2 separate regions of the Homo sapiens genome follow, and region 2 is linked to region 1. Evidence: chromatin loops called from intact Hi-C (ENCODE). Cell type or tissue: endothelial cell of umbilical vein. All regions are shown on one strand. Each heading gives the region's core, and the rest is flanking DNA. Links, peaks and the distances in the headings are about the cores only. Region 1 overlaps PTPRE (protein tyrosine phosphatase receptor type E). Region 2 overlaps PTPRE (protein tyrosine phosphatase receptor type E).

Evidence for each region. Peaks named below come from ENCODE experiments on the same cell type or tissue, not always from the same donor. Only the 100,000 strongest peaks of a DNase experiment are listed, where the experiment ranks them.
Region 2: a loop joins it to region 1, with 5 times the contacts of the local background. A loop is called at or near these places in 1 of 110 quality-filtered maps.

What each region holds. Positions count from the first base shown.
Region 1 is chr10:128,007,260-128,017,021 of GRCh38, forward strand. All of the region lies in intron 2 of PTPRE (protein tyrosine phosphatase receptor type E), which reads left to right. Among named protein-coding and RNA genes, the nearest start is that of AS-PTPRE, 50 kb to the right of the region's middle. In endothelial cell of umbilical vein, for the core only: a CTCF peak has its summit at 4,260 (motif pointing left); DNase peaks (open chromatin) are centred at 2,652, 4,272 and 6,592; H3K27ac peaks cover 1,181 bases.
Region 2 is chr10:127,941,080-127,950,841 of GRCh38, forward strand. The region is part of intron 1 of PTPRE (protein tyrosine phosphatase receptor type E); the gene reads left to right. Among named protein-coding and RNA genes, the nearest start is that of PTPRE-AS1, 12 kb to the left of the region's middle. In endothelial cell of umbilical vein, for the core only: no CTCF peak of the experiment used is centred there; a DNase peak (open chromatin) is centred at 4,482; H3K27ac peaks cover 4,625 bases.

The sequences.
Region 1 (9,762 bases), core at 1,779-6,778:
TTTTGGCTAGTTCATTCACTCCTTGAACAAATATTTATGAAGCACTTATTTTAATGACGCAAGGGTTTTTCCAGGTAGGCCAGAATTAAAATTAAGTTCTGAGTGGAGATGTTTAGAATCCACAAACCACACAGTATTAACCTCTGTTAGTGCCAAAATAATCCATGGATATTATTTGGGTAGGGGGAGGAGTTAAAGTAAATATTTCCAATGGATTTCTGGAATTTACAAAATGTGTGTCCATTTATCCTGAAAGGGGATGTTTGTCTGTTTCAATAGAGCTTCCCATACTTGTCCCGATAAAATCTTACAATGTTTCAGAATAATTCCCACGTCTTATGAGCTATGACCCTGGAGATGTGGGTTTCTGAAGTCTGGTTGCTTTCACACTGCTGGGATTTGAATTCAGGCTCTGCCGTTTTACCAGCTGAGAAGCCTTAGGCAGATTACTTAACCTCTCTGATCCTCAGTGTGCACAGCTGGAAGGCAGGCACCATGAGAGTCTTGTACTGTCTCAGAGAGCTGCTTTGGGATCAGATGTGTTCTGTAGAGAAAGCGCCATGAAGACATCATGCCCTGATCAGCATCCGCATCTTGACTTTTGCTCATCTGTGCAACTTGCTCGGCTTCTGTACATGATTGTCTCTGAAATAAGAGGGCACCTTCTGCCTCACACACCTTGTTCCTACATTGATAAACCCTCCTACATCCCAATACTGACTTAGGGATGGAACCCCGAGCTTCTCATCACACCTGCTGCTTACAGGGGTTGCACTGGGGCTGGTAGTCAGCTTCCTCCAGGAAGAAGGCATCTCTCACCACTGGGGAGGCACAGGAGGCACCACGCCACGTGTGCCTGTCTGCAGAGTCCCCTGCCCAGGGTACATGCCCCTGGGAAAACTGCCCAAGGGAAACAGTGCATCCACCATCTCTGTCTGCAGCCCCGCTGGCTCGTCCGCCCTCGCCTCCCTCCCTCCCTTTCACCCTCCCTCCCTCTCTCCCTCATTCCCTCCCTCCCTCCCTCCAGGTGCCTTTGCAGCCTCAGGGCATTCACACTGCACCTCTGGCCTCCTCCTGGAGCTTCTGGAAGGTGAGATAAAGTCCCTGGGATGCCAAGCTCTCTCTGGACCTGAAAAAGCCTCCCATCAAGGAGAGAAATCCTAGAGATGCTTAGCAAAAGTTTCAGTAGCCAGGGATAATGTCAAACAGCCAGTCCCGGGTTTCTAAACCCAGTTGATCAATATCCCCTTTATTCTAGTAGGTCAGGGGACTCTGGAGTTGGGGGTGGTATTTCCTGGGAGACAGCCAGCCTGGGCTAGTGGAGCATCCCGCCTTTGCTTTTGGTATGGGAAGGAGCCCGACACACCTGGTCTTTCTCAACTCCTGCAAGTCACGTCTTCCCAGAATCTACTGTGGTAATTCCGGCCAGGACTCAAGGATGTAAGAAGTAGGAGACGCAGGATCAGGGGCACAGAGCTGCCAGCCCTTTCTCAGAAGCACATCAGCTGAATAAATGCACCAAAGCCTCCAGGCATCCAGCCTGTGTCCTCATCCTGCCAGGGCCCCTGCTCCTCCTGTCACTGATGAATGCAGCCAGTCAGTCAATCAACAAACCTGCATGAATTCAGTGCCCAGTGCTAAGTCCCAGAAGTGACAGAGAGACAGAGAGAGGAGTCTCTGGTCTGGCTGGGGCTGGGTTACTTTGTTTCCTGCAAATCTTACCAGGAGTGCACCTTGTCAGTCAGGGGTTGCTTGGAAACTCAGTCCTGGAGGCCCGGCCAGCTACAGTGTCACCTCCAACATGGTGCTGGCTGTCACCGCAAGCCACAGAAGCACCTTTTCTCCTGGCAGCTGGGAGCTGCAGCATCCAGGAGGGGTCTCACTGTCCAGCAGCCTGCACATTCTGGAGGTTCATATCTTTGGGACTGAAAATTGGGGTCCCCTTTAAATTTCCGTCTCCTGCTCAGGAATGTCAGTGCATAATAAGAGAAATAAAATGGATTTTGTTGCCTTCTCGTTTGGTTGCCTTTGAGCCAACATATTTTAAAGTGTTTGTTTACATTCCAGAAAAGGGTAAAACATCAACGGCAGGTGAGCTTGATGTTCTGTTAATTCCTGAGAGATCAGGGATGTTTTCTTGTGTTCGTGAACAACTCGGGGAGAGCTGAAGGGTGCGGCAGGTTCTGTGAGACTTGGTCTCTGCTTCAGGGCACGGAGCTGACATTTGCAAAGGCCCCCTGTGTGCCAGCCAGTGCCAAGGGCATGCTTCTTCCCTGTGGAGCTTCCCCCGAGGTGCAGCGAGGTCACTATTGTGCCTGTTTTACTCTGAGCCGGAAAGAGCTGGCCCAGAGCTACACGGCTGGTGGACTGGAGCTCGGGTCGTCCTGAACTTGTGGCCCAGGCTCTTTGCAGTGCGTGTGCTGCAAAGGACAGCCCTGAAAGATGCTGAAAAGAATTCAGTCATTTAGGTTTTAAAACTTGGGCTTTCCCAGCTCCTTCATTGTTTAAATATCACCAATGAAATGGAGGAAATTTATTTAGCACATAATTGTAGTCTCGTTTCATATGAAGACAACAACATTTCTCTCTTGTTTCTGAGTGGTGGCCTCACCCCCCTCCATGGCCAGGAGTCAGGGGGACATATGAGTCACCGTCCAAGCCCTGACCCTTATGAGAGAAAGCAGGCAAGACTGATAATTGCACTGAGCAATGACCATGAGCTGAGATGGTCTGGAACTCACAGGGGCACGTGGTCACCCTATTTATAGAACATCTTACAGTGATGAGGGCCATTCATTCATTCATTCACTCACTCACTTATTCATCCCTCAAGTCCTTCTGGGCAGCCCCTGGGTGCCAGGCCCTTTGCTGGCCGTAAACCAGGCCGACTTGTCCCCAGCCCTTCCAGCCTGGATACCTGAGTGGGGGTGGTTTGTAGCCCCTCTGTTCTCACACCAGAGATTACTTCCCATTTTATAGGTTGCCAAATGTACATGAGCGCCCACACACAGAAAATGGCAGAGCCCAGGGACTCTGAAGCCTGGTGGTTGAGGTATGCCCAGCCTTTGCTAAAGACAGCAGAGAATAGCTTGGCTTGGGGAATTGAAATTTTTTCTTGCCTGAGAAATATGAGAACTCCTCCCTTTGCCGGGGCACAGATCCCATCACCACCAGGTCAGGGAAGAGACCATGCGGTTCCCAGCCCAGTGCTCTCTGCCTTTTTCTCTCTCCTACTTCCTTCTCCTCTCAACTTTAGATCCCCAGCCACAACCGTCAAACCCTGTTCCTTTTCTTTTCTTTTCTTTTCTTTTCTTTTCTTTTCTTTTCTTTTCTTTCCTTTTGAGATGGAGTCTCGCTCTGTCGCCCAGGCTGGAGGGCAGTGAGGGCAGTGGCGCGATCTTGGCTTACTACAAGCTCCGCCTCCCGGGTTCACACCATTCTCCTGCCTCAGCCTCCTGAGTAGCTGGGACTACAGGTGCCCGCGGACACGCCCGGCTAATTTTTTGTATTTTTAGTCGAGATGGGGTTTCACCGTGTTAGCCAGGATGGTCTTGATCTCCTGACTTCGTGATCCACCTGCCTCGGCCTCCCAAAGTGCTGGGATTACAGGCGTGAGCCACTGCTCCCGGCCTTAAACCCTGGTTCCTTAAACAGCTGGTAACCCATCCATTAAGCGGAAGGCAGGCAGAAGGTTCGTGTCCCAGGAGCCACCCGTCTTCCTGAATTGCCACCCCTGTCCTAAGCATGACACTTCATTTGTACATACTTTGAGTTATAGTCTCCAGAATAATTAATTTTAATATTTATGGAAGAATCGATTCCGTGGGAAGAAAGCCAATTTCCTGAACATGGCATGCGGTTTAATGGGTAATTCTCTCTGTCATTCTAGGCAAGAAAAGTCCATTTGGGTGTTAAATTTCTTGGCTGGGGTAGAGATAACAGACCCACAGATTGTAAAATTCCAGGCTGGGACATGGGTGTGAGGATGACTTTTGGGAATTCAGATGAATCTTAGAATGCTAGTTCCTAATTAATCACTGTAACACGGCGAGTGAATGGAGAGGAAAAGCTATTTAAGAACAAATGTTTGGGCATTGGTGAAGTGGTTACGTTTCTAGAGTGATCCTGCAAGGATACTGGTTGAGGTGACTGGGGGACCCCGGAGGAGGCGCGGGTTAGGAAGGTTCTGAGCGTGGCCTGGGCGCACCAGGCGGGTGCGCGGTAGACGTTCCTGTGGCTTACCCGACGGTGCCACCTTCTGGTCACCTCTGGCATAGCACCCGGGCTTCAAGCTTGGCGCATGCGCGGAAGCGTCCCCGTAGCCCGACCCCATCCCTAATGCTTCCAAATTCAGGTGCTAAGTTGAGCCCATAAAATGCAAAGTTATAACACCATTTCACTAGAAATTCCTTTTAGGACACTCCTGTCACTCTATGCTTCCTCTATCTGTCCTGTTGGGCTGTGAGCATCCTAGGGGCTCCCCCCTCCACCCCAAGAGGGTGCCATGGCTGGTGCCCAGCCAAGCTCAGCAACTGTGGGTGCCTCACACGTGCCAGTTCACAGGCGGTGGCCTAAACACCTGGAATGTGGCTGTCACTGTCCCCCTCCCACCAGCTCAGAGCAGAACCTGGGCCAGAGAGTCCACCTGTGTCCTCACCCATCCTAAGGGCGGAAACTGTCCCAAGATCAGAGAAGGGAAAAACCTCTAAGAGACAGATGACATGCCCAGGGTGACAAGATAGACAGCCCAGGTGTGAACCCAGGTCCACCTGTCTCCTGGCTCAGAGTGACAAGATTGTGAGCCTGGGTGTGAACCCAGGTCCACCTGTCTCCTGGCTCAGAGTGACAAGATTGTGAGCCCGGGTGTGAACCCAGGTCCACCTGTCTCCTGGCTCAGAGTGACAAGATTGTGAGCCCAGGTGTGAATCCAGGTCCACCTGTCTCCTGTGTTGGGGCTCTTTTCAGAGTGCTGGCCGCCTCCTGGAGCCTCCCAATGCAACTCACCTTTGCAACTCAAGGGTGATTTTAGGGCAATAAAATGCTCCAGGATAGATCTGACCTTGTGGTCACTCAAGAGTCCAGCAACTTCCTGGCCAATAAACCAAACTTCTCCTTGCCCTGCACCTGTGAGGTCTGGCCCATCCTCCCCATGAGCCTGAGCTAGTAAATATCCAGTGTCACCTGCTACCCTTGCTTTGCTGAGAAGCCCCAGATGAAGCTCCTCACCATGGCAGCGAGGCACCCACCCAGCCTTGGGAGAGAGGCTCATGCCATCAGCTTTGTCCTAACAGCTGTGCTGTTGAACGCCTGGGTTTCTGCTCAGCTCAGGAGTCATTAAGGTGCACCTGCTACTTGCTAGGCATGGACGAGGCATCATTTCCTGTCCTTGGGAGCTTCACAAGAGCAGAGGTGGGGGCTAGCTCTGGTGGCATATTCAGCACCTAGGACACCTATGTCAAATACAAGGATTCCAGTAATTTTTCAAAAGGTTGGCACCAGCCACTCCCCACAACCCTACCTTGAACCCACTGAAGTCTTTTTCAGGGGAGTGTGGTCTCCCAGTTAGACTAGAAATCCCTGGAAGGCAGCAAGGTTGTCGAATCTGGTTAATTAAACAAGGCCTCCTTCCCTGCTCTGTATCCAGAAGACAGTCAGTAAATATTTGTTAAACAAATAAACACATTTCTATTACTGGCTCTTGGTCAGTAAAATCAGCATTTCTTTAAAAATTCATGAGCGCCGTAGTGCTTCCCACTGTGAGAGCAAGCCATGTTATGAAATTGGCATGAATTTTCTATTAAAGAGAAGAGTCTATTTAATAAAATACTCCCAAAGGGTAGCTTTTTGGGTTACTGCTGTGCTGCATTATAATTTTCTATAATTACATGCTGTTGACTGTAGTTTACCAACAGAGTGTCAGTAAAGAAAAACGTAACCCTGGAACTGTATTACTTCAAGTGTGTAGCCTTACCAAATGGAAACTCATCGGTTAGCTGGGTCGAGGGTGGCAAAGAGAGTGTTCTCCGAAGTCGTGAGTAGAGGAAACATAAAGTTGCCCTGCAGCTCTCAATGTGTGCGGTCAAAACAAATAGCTGGGGGGATCTGTTAGGAAACCTGTTGGGATAATCTAGAAATGGAGGGAGAATCCTATCTTGGAGCGCCACTGGGGGCTGCTAGTAGAAAGGAGTTTGATGGACAGCAGCTTTAAGGGGCAGCACCTGCTGAGAAAAGCAATCCTTTAAACGGTCACATGGTAGACAGAGGAGGGATGTGCTATGATCTGAATGTCTGTGTCCCCCCCCAGATTTATATGCTGAAATCTGATCACCAATGTGCTGGGTTGAGGAGGCGGGGCCTTGGGAGGTGATTAGGTCATGAAGGTGGAGCCCTCTTGAATGGGATTAGTGCCCTTACAAAATAGGCTCCAGGGGACCTATTTGTTGAGGACACAGCAAAAAGGTCTTGAACAGGCAGAGGGCCCTCCCCAGACACCACATCCGCTGGCACCTTCATCCTGGACTTCTCAGCTTTCAGAACTGTGAGGAGCTTCTGTTGTTTACCCAGTCTAAGATATTTTGTTATGGCAGCTGGGCTGACTAAGACAGTGTGTAGAGGGAGTTTCCCGAAGGCAGGGCTGTGTTTGTTGTGTTCACCTTTGAATGCAAGTAGGTGCCAGTAAGTAGTGGAATGCATGCATGTGTGCGTGCAGGAGGCTACCACGGAATTAGACAAGACCCAATGTGCCCCTACCTCTGCCATTCTCTTGAAGTGTGCCTCAGGCCAAATTGCCTGTCCTCTCTGGGTCGTGGTCATCTCTGTTCTAGATGAGGATTCTGATCCTCCGTCCCAGACTGGCTGGCAAAGCAGGAGATGCACCACCCTAACAAGTCTGATGAGGACCAGGGCTTTGGCAGGGACCCCAGCTCCACAGGTCCCCTCCAGGCACTGGCAGAGGGTGCGTCCCCTCACAGCTGGGGTGTCCAGGGAGGTTGTGAAGCAGCTTCTCTGAGTTATAAAATATGGAGCGTTCTCTCCTTAGTTGCAATTTGGGGTCAAATGTTCTCCCAAACAACCGGAGGAGCAGTTATAAATAATGCATGCACATTGTTTGGCCCAATTAACATTCTTCAGAAGATGGGGGCAATTCTTTGAAGTCTCTTCCTTCAAACGGCGTGTATCGAGGGGGACATTGACACACCCCTGTTGGGCTGGGCCAAGCTTTTGCCCTAATTAGATATTTACACAAGAGACCCATGCGAGGAGGGCGGATTTATTTTTAATAAAAGAAGATTAAAATCTGTGTATCTGCAGCATATTAAGGAAGACTGAACCAAATTAAAAATTCTCCCACAACTTTGAATAGTGGGGGCCTGGAAAAGGAAGCATTTCACTTGGAATTTACTAAAAGTTGTTGCTTTGAGTCAGGAAGAAAAAAAATCAGCAATCCCCCATCCCCCGTCTCAACCCCAGCTTCACCTTGGCTTGTTGGCGCTCCCAGTGAGGGCACTGGGGGTGGTCAGCGGAGCCCTCTGCATTTGACGAGCCACTATAAACCCAAACCCTGTGGCTGGGCGTCCATTTGTGGAACTGCAGCCCCAGGCTGGTAGGAAGGAGACAGTGGAGATGACATGGCTGGGAATGGGATGGGGTGGGGGCCATGCTGACACTCTGCAAGCTCAGGGACCAGCCCAGAGGGTCACACAAGAGTGCATGCCACACCCGGTCTTCCCGAGAGAAGACAGATCTCCAGACTTTCATGTGGACTCCTCTGATTCTAAATATTTCAAACTAATTTAAAACCTTTGTAAACATATATACTTCCTCTTCCAACCTAGAAATTCCACTTACGGTTGTTGACCCCAAATACATGAAGAAATGTGTCCACAAAAAGACCTGTACCCAAGCATTCATAGCAAAGACCTGTACCCAAGCATTCATAGCAGCTTTGTTTATAAGAGCAAACTAACTGAAACAACTCAAATGTGTATCAAGAGGAGAATGGGGCCGGGCCTCGTGGCTCACGCCTATAATCCCAGCACTTTGGGAGGTCAAGGCAGAAGAATCGCTTAAGCTCAGGAGTTGAAGACCAGCCTGGACAACATAGGAAGACCTCTTTTTTTTTTTTGAGATGGAGTCTCGCTCTGTCGCCCAGGCTGAAGTGCAGTGGCGTGATCTCGGCTCACTGCAAGCTCCGCCTCCTGGGTTCACACCATTCTCCTGCCTCAGCCTCCTGAGTAGCTGGGACTACAGGCACCCGCCACCACACCTAGCTAATTTTTTGTATTTTTAGTAGAGATGGGGTTTCACCGTGTTAGCCAGGATGGTCTTGATCTCCTGACTTCGTGATCCACCCGCCTCAGCCTCCCAAAGTGCTGGGATTACGTGAGCTACCACGTCCAGCTGAGCTCATCTTATAATTAAAAATTGGCCAGGTATGGTGCCACATGCCTGTAGTCCCAGCTACTCACTTGGGCCCTGGAATTCGAGGTTACAGTGAGCTATGATCTTGCAACTGCACTGCAACCTGGGGGACAGAGCAAGACCCTGTCTCTAAAACTAATAAATAAAAGGGGAGAGCTGGAGAGCAGATGGCAGCACAATCACATGACTGTATGCTGTTCTGCAGTCCAAAGGAATGGGCTGCGGTGCCCATGAGAAAGCGGATGGGCCTTGAAGCCTGTGGCACTAGAGAAGCTTTAGGACACGAGCTGCGTGTTTCCACTTAGAGGAAGCTCAAGGGCAGGCAAGGGCATCTTCTCTGGAGGTGGAGATCAGAATGGTGTGGGCTTCCTGGGGTTGCAGGAGGGGACTTTTTGGTAGACTGAAAAGGGACAAGAAGGAGGTGTCTAGGATAGTGACAGATGTTCCTCCAGGGGACCAGGGCATGGACCATATGGGGGTCTGCAGCAGACATTTGCCCAAACTCATCATACCGTAGGCTTAAGGCCCATGCACTTAACTCTATGTAATTACAGCTTTTCAAAAAATGTAAAACTTTCAAAACACAGAACAGGTCAAACCCAGTAATACAGGTCACATTTAGTCAGCGGGACCCAATTTGCAGCTTCTGTTACAGTAAATTTGTACTCTTATGTTAACCAGGCACCCCCAGCCCCCAGGTGGAGAAACATCCTTCACCACCAGCCATCCATGTGGTGAGAACCTAAAACTACTCTAAAAGCATGTCTATTTTTTTAGACCAGTGCCACTATGCCTGGCCAATTTTTTTTTTTTTTTTACTTTTTTAGAGATGGAGTCTTGCTATGTTGCCCAGGCTGGTGAGGAGACAGCTCAGGGTCCAGGGAACAGCGTGGGCCAGGCTGACGGCGGTGAGCAGAGGGCAGTTCAGTGGCCTGGGAACAGCACCCAGGTGGCCGAGATGTGTCGGTCCCTGGGAGGTTGGCACAGCTCAGAGGGGACCACAGGGACAGCCAGAAAGGTCTCATCCCACCAAATCACTGCCCACCCAGTGGCCCCAGTCATGCTACTGTTTTGGATTTGTTGGTATGACTTGCCTTTTCACACAGGTGAGAGGAACAGACTCACCTTGTTTAGCCCAACGTGGCTGAGGCACAGCAGCTTCCTGCCTTCCTGCCGGGGAGACCTGTGGCCGCTGTGGAGCCGGTGCCGCCCTGGCCTTGGCTCCCTCTGCCCCAGACCAAATACTCAGGGGTCCTGTGAGGTCCCTCCCACTCCTCCTTTACCTTAGAAGAGTTTAGGAAATGTGGGTGGAAGATGAGGCACATCTTGGAAAGTGTAAGG
Region 2 (9,762 bases), core at 2,044-7,043, 66 kb before region 1:
GTGCTAACCACATGCAGGCCGCCTGGGATGGAGAAGAGCAGTGGAGTGAGTCTTCCCTGCCTGGTGGGAGGTGGAGGCCCTGTGGCATCTGAGGTCAAGGTCACTGCCACTGGGCTGGCAGGGCTATTTCTCCAAATGTTAGAATCAAGAACTTCAGATTAAACTTCCCCTCTGCCTACTCCTTCCCCATGTCAGCATTGCTGAACAGCTGCCATTTAGCAATTGTGGGAGCAACACCTATTTATTGAGGGTCCATTCTGTTCTGGGCCCTGACACAGTAGCCCCAGGAGGTGTCACAAATGCAAGAGTCAGGCAGGTGTCATCATACATGAGCCAGGGGAGCCAGGTGGGCCTGAGCCGAGGGGAGCAACACCTATCCCGGCCACAGGGGTGCCCTGCTCAGGCTCAGCCCGCTGTGGGCTCACAGGAGCACGTCTTCTGATTTTTCAAGAGAAGCTGAGCACCTAGATTTTTGTGTGAAATGCTACAATTTAAAAATATAAACAATGAATGTAAACAAATCTTACACCAGGTAGGCTAAATAGGAGCCATTTCCTAGCCGCACTTGGTTTCTGGACAGCCAGTTTTCCACCTTGATTGATAAAAGAAATAACCATTCTTGGTTTTTTATTTACTTCCAGATCTCCATTCCCCTGCTCTTTCTACAATACAACTCCCACCCCCTCCATCTCACTAAAGCTCCCACTGATGCTCCTGAAGCCTTGATCTGTACATCCAGGCTTCCTTGGTTTGTGGCCACAAACCCCGAATCCCTCACTCTGATTTGCAGAGTAGGGGACAGGTGAGGGCTGGGCCCAGGGCAGAGCCACCAGTGAGAAGTTGGGCAACCCTTGATCTCATCAGTGTGGCCCAGACTGTGTCACTGGTAAGGGAAAAGGCAAAGAAAACAGGCAAAATATTGATGTTTATCTGCAGAGCTGAATGTCTTTTTATCTCATAGAAAAAAAAAAATAGGTCAGCCTCCCCTGAAATGCAGGGCAAGCCTCCTATAGTCCAGTCAAGAGCATTTCGAGTGTCACTTGCCATGGAAGGAAGCTGGAGACCACGATGTCAGAGAAATGAGAATGAGAGAAACAGAAGGAGAGCTGTGATATCCAGGTAGATGGTTTAAGCACAGGGAACCAAGGAATCTGTCTCCATCTGCTAGCAAACTGAGGCTCTAATCACTATCAGAAACGGAAGAATGTTGAGGAAAGGTGATCAGAGGTTTGGGTGCTGTTCATCAACCTGTCTAAAATGAAATTTTTAAAGTATGTTTTTCTTTAAATTGTACGACATCCTCGATTTATAAAGCAAATCAACTAACAAAGCTATGCCTTTGTGGGCACTCAACTTGATCCTTTGTCTTTAGGTTAAAAACCAAATCCTACAAAATGTCCATCAAGGGATGAATGAATAACCAAAATGTGGTCATACATGCAATGGAATGCTGTTCCGTCCTAAAAAGGAAGGAGCTCCTCTCATTTGCTGCAACACGGATGAACCTGGAAGACGTACTGAGTGGAATAAGCCAGTTACACACAGACAAATACTGTATGATTCCACTCACATGAGGTCCCTAGAGTAGTCAAATTTGTAGAGACAGAAAGTTGAATGGTGGGTGTCAGGGGCTGGAGAGAGAGGGATGGAGGGTTATGTTTAAGAGGGACAGAGTTTCAGTTTGGGAAGAGGAAGAAGTACTGGGGCGAGGTAGTGATGATGGTTGCACAGCAGTGTAAATGCACGTAATGCCCCTGAACTGTACACTCAAAAAGGGTTGAAATGTTCAATTTCATTTTACACGTACATTACCACAATTTAAAAAACTCATACAAGAGCAGGAATTTCAGGGCCGCATCTGTTATCATAAAACCATGGCACTGTTGAGACTCGGAAGCAATTTTAATCACGTGGGCCAGGAAACCGGTGACTTTCTTATCTCTTTGATCTCATGGAAACACCAACACTGTTTTCATGTGTTTTATTCTTCTCTTCCCAGCTCTGCCAGACATCCACACATCCTGTCTAATGAAAACAGTAAGACTGTTTAAACTCCAGAGGTCATGTAAGGAAATCATTCCTAAATGTGTAGTTCAGAGTAAAAAGTGCTCTTGTCGATAGCAACTTTTCATAAATTTGTTTTTCTGAGCGTCACAGTGGTATTTGTTCATCTCTAAAAATCTGGATTGTTTCAAGATGATTTTTAAAATTATTTATAAGGAACCCCCAAACTTGCCTGGCTGCCAGTCTCTCACACTCCCTGTAACCCTCGAGTTGAGGAGTAGGTTGCTAATCCTCTCCTAGAGTGTCTCTGCCACCAGCCTGGAAGGCACTGGGGCTCCATGAGTTCCTGCAGCTCTTTGTCTGTGCATGCGAGAACTTTCCCGTCGTCTTCTCCCATGCAGGAGGGAGACGGCTACCTGAGCCTCTGAGTCTAGGTTGAAGGAAGGTCGGTGAAGACCCCACCCACAGTGAGACAATGCGGTGGTCATGGGGAAGCTCCACCCACCAACACCCCAAGCCCCAGAAGTTCTGCTGCCTGGAATGCGCAGGAGGCTTCCAGGGCAGCTGAGGTGACTCTGATTTCATTTGCTCAGGCAGATGGTATTGGAGAGACTCAGCCACTTTATTCTGCAGTTGGTCAGCACTTCCCAAGGGGATTTTATTGGTCTTCTCCAAACTCTCTTAATTCCAGACCTTCCCAGCCTCACATTTGCTAGTCTCAGAACAGAGCTAAGGAGGCCTGTTCCTCACGAGCTGGACAGGCAGACTGGAATGACCGTGCCCACTGCTGGGGTGGCAGTATTGGGCATGGTGTATGAGTGTGTGTGGGTTGACCTGGCTGTGGACTCTGGGTGGAAGGAGGAGGAAGTAGTTCCTATGGGCATTGGGGCTGGGAAGTCTAATTAGAAGCAATAGTGTTGGCCCAACAAGTGGGGCATTTGTGCACGACAGAACCTAAGGGCACACAAAGTTGCTCCTGTCAGGGATGTGAGTCAGCCAATGGCCAAGCTTTGACTTTCGGCCAGGGTGGAGAGTGGCAGCAAATCATGGTTCTGCTGCTGGAAGGACTGAAGTCCAGGGAATATTACTGCTCAGAGGGCCTGATAAGAATCCAGGGACCAGAACTGGGGTATAAAGTAGGACTGAGAATTAAGAGGAAGACCACAGCTGTTGTGTCACATGCAGCATGATAGTCAGGGATGGATGAGCACCTCTGGGAGGTACTTGATAAATATTGATTGAATGGCTAAATGGTGGGTGGGTGGATGGATGGATGGACGATGGACAGATGGATGGATATGTGGATGGATGGATGGATGGATGGATGGATGCATGCATGGATAAGTGGATGGATGGATGGACAGATGGATGGATACATGGACAGACGGATGGATGGATGGATGGATGGATGGATGGATGGATGGATGGATGGGTGGATGGATGGATAAATGGATGGATGGATAAGTGGATGGATGGATGGGTGGATAGATGGATGGATAGGTTAGTGAGGTTAGAAAAGTAGGCAGAAACTGGATCATGAAGGCCCTATAAGGATTTTGCACATAATAGAAGGTCATTTGAGGAGATTGAGCAGGAGAGTGACAAATGGAACTGTGTATTTGAAAGATCTCTGTGGCTCCACGTGGATAGCAGGCTGGTGTAGGTACAAGACTGGAAGCAAGAGACTAGCTAGGGGGTTGTTGCAGTGAAAGAAGATAGTGGCATAAAATTAGGTAGGTGGCAATGAGATGGAGAGAGTGGGCAGATTCCACACATTTTTAGAAAGCCTGAAGATCAGGAATCAGTGACTGTTCTTTAGATGTGTGGGGAAAAAGAGGGCGGCATCTAGAGTGACCCCCAGTGGGCTGGACAGCTGGGGGGATGGTGGCACCTTCTATCAAAATAATGGGGGAAAGGAAGAGAAGGCTAGGGATGGATCGTTGTGACTGTCATGGGCCAGGAGTGCCTTGTGGCATGGATCTGTTTATAAGCCTATCTCCTTCATTGGACCTCAGGAAAGACCCTCCAGCTTCCTCACCCTTCCCCTGCACATCCAGAGCTTAGTGCAGTGCCCAGTACCTGGTTGGTTTTCGAAGTTATTGGACTAAAGAGTGAATATGGATCTGGGATTAGACAGTCTTTAAGATCATTCCCTGCTTAGTTGTGCTGCTGTAGCAACATTCATACATGGGGGTGAGAGGGGTGACTTGCGGAACTGGCAACTCAATGTGGAGAATCTTCCAGGGCAAGCAGGTAGAGGAGAAAAGGCCTCTGTGCCTGACCTCATATCTGAAGCCCAAGGCAACATGCCAGCCAGACTTTGGGCTCCTTGCCTGTGGACACCTGTGTCTTACTGTCTGCTCTGGGCTCTCCTTTGAGGAGGCCTCTGTCTCAGAACAAATGTCACAAACAATGAATGCCATGCTTCAAAGGAAGCTGATGTATGGAGCGTGTGTCACCTTCCTCTACAGGAATGGGGTTTGGCAGTGATCCAAAGACTCACTGTTATGACATGTTCTCAGGGAAGTAGGTCATATGTCCCCAGGGTATTCAGAGAGGCCTGTGAGTGTGAGATGTTTGGGCTGAGCAGGGCTTTCTTCCTCTCAAGGCTCCAAAGGGCGGGCCAACAGGTCATTTGGTTTTTCTCAGTGATATGTTTTCCTCCTCAAGATTCATCACCCCTCTCTCCTCCTCTGCTTGTTCTGAGGCAAATGGACACAGAAATACATTCTCTGTTTTATCCTTCATCGTTGCTAACCCCTGTGGGGTCGCTGACATCATGGAGTTCTCTTCTGGTCGTGCATATTGTAGCTCATGAAGAAAAGGTTGTAAATCACCATTTCAGGATGTTCTGCCTTTGACCTACTATGACTCCATGGAGTATCCCCTACAGAGCTCTCTGTGGGTCTCTGAGAGGCATTGGTGTGTGGCTGCATCTGGCACCTTGAGGTGAAGATGGGCCAGGAGTAGATCCAGGAGGAGCACAGCAGAGCATAGGAGGTGGCTGGAGAAGAAGGTCAGATGCTGTGGGGTCAGGAAGTGCCTGTCAGAGAAGCACCTGGGAGTTTGTTTCTGGCTGAGGCCAGCAAGGGGTGCAGGCTGCATGACTTCCTTCTTCTGAATCTTCCTTTCAGGGCCCAAGTACAAAGAGAAAACACACATCAAAATGCTTGGAGAATGAATGGCTATTCGTGTATATACCATTTCACTGATATTGATAACTTACTATGTGGCCGATCCTGCTCAAGGGCCTAGGAAGAAAAAGAACTCTCAGCCCTCATTTTGGGGCAAATAAGTAAGGATATATATACAAGGATGTTTATTGCGGCAAAAAATAAAACACTAAATTTATAATGGCAAGGCCTGTCAACAGGGAAAGATTGAAAAGAGATTGATTCTGCATCTGCATCATGGAGCAGTCTGCAGCCCCTGGGAGATATTCATCAGACCTCGCAGGCTGGCAGGGAGGGATTTCCACCCCGCATTGGTAAGAGAGAAGAGCAAGATGCGCTTGCACATTGCACCTGTGCACACTTGCTCATCTGTAATTGTGGGTACAGGGACAAAGGTGTGTGCAGACACACTGCAGGTCACAAAGACTGCATAGAGGCATAGAGTGAAAGTGGGTACAGAAAAGGGGAGGAGTAGGAAGAAAAGAAACAAGGAATCACAGGACACGGCAGCTCGTGTCTGTAATCCCAGCACTCTGAGAGGCTGAGGTGGGAGGATCACTTGAGCCCAGGAGTTCGAGACCAACCTGGGCAACATCGTGAGACCCTGGCTCTGCTAAAAACTAAAGCCAGATGTGATGGCTTGTGACTGTAGTCCTAGCTACTGGGGAGGCTGAGGCAGGAGGATCCCTCGAGCTCAGGAGGGCAAGGCCACCATGATTGTGCCACTACACTCCAGCTTAGATGACAGAATGAGACCCTGTCTCAAAAAAAAAAAAAAAAGCTATATGTTTTTAAATATCATTTATAGTGTGATTTGTGTAAAATTGCATAGACACAGAGAAGGGTTTACGCCATGGGACAGCCACGAAAATGTGATAGCACTTCAGTTTGACTTTAAAAAAAATACTCTTGTGCATTGTTCAATTGTTTTTATAATACAGTGATCACATTTATTTAGTGATTGGAAAAGAGGTTATATTTTAGTTTTGGAAAATTAAATAAGTGTAGATGTGAAAACAAAATAAATAAAAATTCTCAGAGGTATGTTTATCTAAAGTGAGCCAGATTCACGTGCATTCAAAACTCCTCTCCTAGGAAAACCTCCCCTGATTGTCTTCTTCAACTGTTAGGAAATAGTGTTGAGGTGTTGCCACACCCTGAGGCCCATTCTCCCCTATGCTGTGTGTTAGAAGTCTGTCTCTTGCTCTGAAGAATTCAGGTTTGTCCCATGGGTTTACATTTTATTTATCTCTTAATGCTTACATCCTCTGATGCCTCTGACATTTTACCTTGTCTTTGGACAAATTTTCACAATGTTTAAAAGGTATGCTTTAAAAAGATATGCTCTTACATAACTTTTCTGTGCCCGGCTATTCTCCCATATGTTAAAGGAGGCCTCCTTTCCCTGGACCACCATGACCACCCGAGGGACTTGCAGGTTGCCAGGGCATCACCTGTCATGTTCTTTTATGGAAAGAATCTGGACTGGAGCACATGAGCTCAAGAAAAATCTCGGACTTAAAATTCAGTCTACAAGAGAAACTGACATTGTCTTGGACCTGTGTAATGGGCAAAGTTCAGAGTCTCTGGGGTACAGGGAAGTAGGTCAGGGAGTGGGGAAACTGAGGCCTGTTGTGGGACTTCTCAGCCCACCCTAATTAGAGGGGTTGAGCCAACCCCCCAATAAATACCTTCTCATGTGACAGCATGGGACGTGAGATGGGAAAGGCCCATCAGCTAAATGCGAGCCACACCGTGAAGGATGCCCCATGCCATGCCCAAGGGTTTGGGTTTTCTCCTAGGAGGGGTGAAGAGCTGCTGAAGCTTTTGAGCCCTGTAGATGCTTAGATGTGTGTTGGGCCACTCCGTTGGCCCCCAGGAGAGCAGATGGGGAAGGGTGAGCCTAGGCTTAGAAGACCAGCACAGAGTCCTGAGCTTGGGGATGTGCACACACCATCACCCCCTCCTTTTTTTTTGTTTAAGAGAGACTTTATTTTAGGGCATTTTAAATTCACAGCAAAATTGAGTGGAAGGTAGAGAGATTTCCCATATGCCCCTTAACCCTACACACACACAGCCTCCCCACTCTCATTATCCTACACGTCATCATCACCCAGAGTCCATAGTCTGTGTTGGGGCTCACTCTTGGTGTTGTACATTCTATGCATTTGGACAGATATATGACATGTATCCACCATGGCCGTGTCATATAGAATGGTTTTACTGCCCTAAGCATCCTCTGTGATCCATCCATTTATTCTCCCTCCCTGTGAACCTGGCAACCACTGATTTTTTTACTGTCTCCATAGTTTTGCCTTTTCTAGAATGTCATGTGGTTGGAATCATATAATATGTAGCTTTTTCAGATTGGCTTCTTTCACTTAATAATACACATTTAAGGTTCTTCCCAGGCTTTTCATGAGTTGATAGTTCATTTCCTTTTAGCGCTGAATAGCATTTTATTGTCCGGAGGTACCACAGTTTATTTAGCCAGTCACCTACATTGTGATGGTTAATTTGAGGTGCCAACTTGACAGGATTAAGGAATACCTAAAAACTTGGTAGTGTAGTATTTTGGAGTATATCCTTCCAGAGGAATTTAGCATTTGAGCCTGAGTGAATTAGGTGGAGAAGGTTCACCCTCAGTGTGCATGGGCAACATCCGATCTGCTGGGGACCCAGACACGACAAAAACAGGAAAGGTGACTGTGTCGATCTGTCTGCTGGAACTGGGATACACCCTGCCTCTCCTGACCCTGGACAATTCCAGGCTTGTCAGCCTTTGGATTCCAGAACTTACACCAGTGCCCCACCCTCAATCCATCCCCTGGTTCTCAGGCCTTTGGCCACGGACTGGGAATTTCACCAACACCTTCGCTGGTTCTGCAGCCTTCAGACCTGGACTGAACCATGCTGCTAGTGTGCCAGGGTCTTCAGCTTGAAGATGGCCTGTTGTGGGACTTCTCAGCCAACCCTAATTAGAAGGGTTGAGCCAACCCTCAAGTAAATCCCTTCCCATGTGTCTATCTAGCTATGCATATTCTATTAGTTCTGTCTCTCTGGAGAACCCTGGCTAATACAGATTTTGGTACCAGGAGTGGTTCTAGAGGAAACAATTTTAATTTTTGGTTTTGGAGTTTCTGGAATTGGCTCTCTAACCTGTTTAGAACTAAAAATGCTGGAGACTCTACTTCTAATAGCGCAGAGAGCACTGATAGATCACGTGCTTACTGTTTGTAAATATGCAAAATAAATACATCCATACTCCTAATTCACCACTTATAAAAGGCAAATAATTTAGAGACTTTATACCTGATACGTTTGAACATTTGAGGAAAACCAAAGAATATGCCACGTTCATTGGTTGCTCCTAGCACGGCTAAACCAAGTGATGAGAGAAAGGGGTGAGCTCCGGTATTCACATAAATGACCTGAGTTTCTACATGTGCCCTGGGTCAGAATCTTCTCTCCCGTAGCCACAGGGCTGAAATTGCTGAAAATCAAACACAAGCCTTTGTCCCTCGATTGACTGAATTACCGCGAAAGCTGAGTCTCAGCTTTGCGGAAATTTGGGATGGGGAAACGTGGGGAGACCTTGATGAGGCTAGAGACATTGAGCTCAGAAATTCTGATGAGTCTTATTTGCTAAAAGTGACCTCCCCTATCCCAGAAATAAATCCCACCTCTGCCTGAGGGGATTAACTCTGATGGGACTCACAGCCTCCCCTGAGCCAGTTGCCAGGCAAGACAGTGCTGAATCTCTGGACCCGCCCCCACCAACCCTCTTTCCTTCTAGACCTACTGTAACTAGACTGAAGTCCCAGCAGCCCCTACAGGTGAGGTACACAGTGTGCCCCATGAGGAGGTGGTTACACTCTAAAAGAACTACTTTGGTTTTCTAATTTATACAAGCAGAAATTCGGGGAACATGTGTGGGAGTGGATATTAAGGGTATGGACTAACAGAGACATAAAGGGAGCCGACTGAATTTATTGATATGGACCCACTGAGCAGAGATTCTGCAGTTAATGCTGCAGCGCAGGGAATTTGGGGAGGGGCTCAGTTTGTTTTATTGGTTGGCTGAAATGTGGGTCAAAAGATGGTCCACCATGACTGAGTTGGAGATGCCTGATCTCCTTTGGTTTACTTTAAAGGAAGGGATCCAGAGGCTTAGGGAGGCTGGAATGCTAGAGTGGATTTGTCACTTAAAACCAACTCCCACACACTAGGAGGGTCCAGAAGACTGGTCTTTCACCAAAACCTTGAGAAACAGATTTCTGGGGGGAGTGCCAGCATCCCTGAAGAGCTCCGCGATTGCTCTTCTCTGTAGGCTGGACTTTACAGTGGGAACCTCAGTCACTCAATTAGGAAACTTAAATGCTATGGGGATAATTGGATCCTGGGGTGGCAGGGGCCAAGTGGCAGCACTCAACTGTCAAAGGCAAGGTGGATGTAGTTACTGTAAGGTACAGCAGAGCAAAGCAACAATCAAAATGGTCTGACTCGTGTAGATCTATGGCACTGGCTAGTTAATCACGTGTTTCTAAAAGTGAAATAGGGTCGGGCAAAGTGGCTCAAGCCTGTA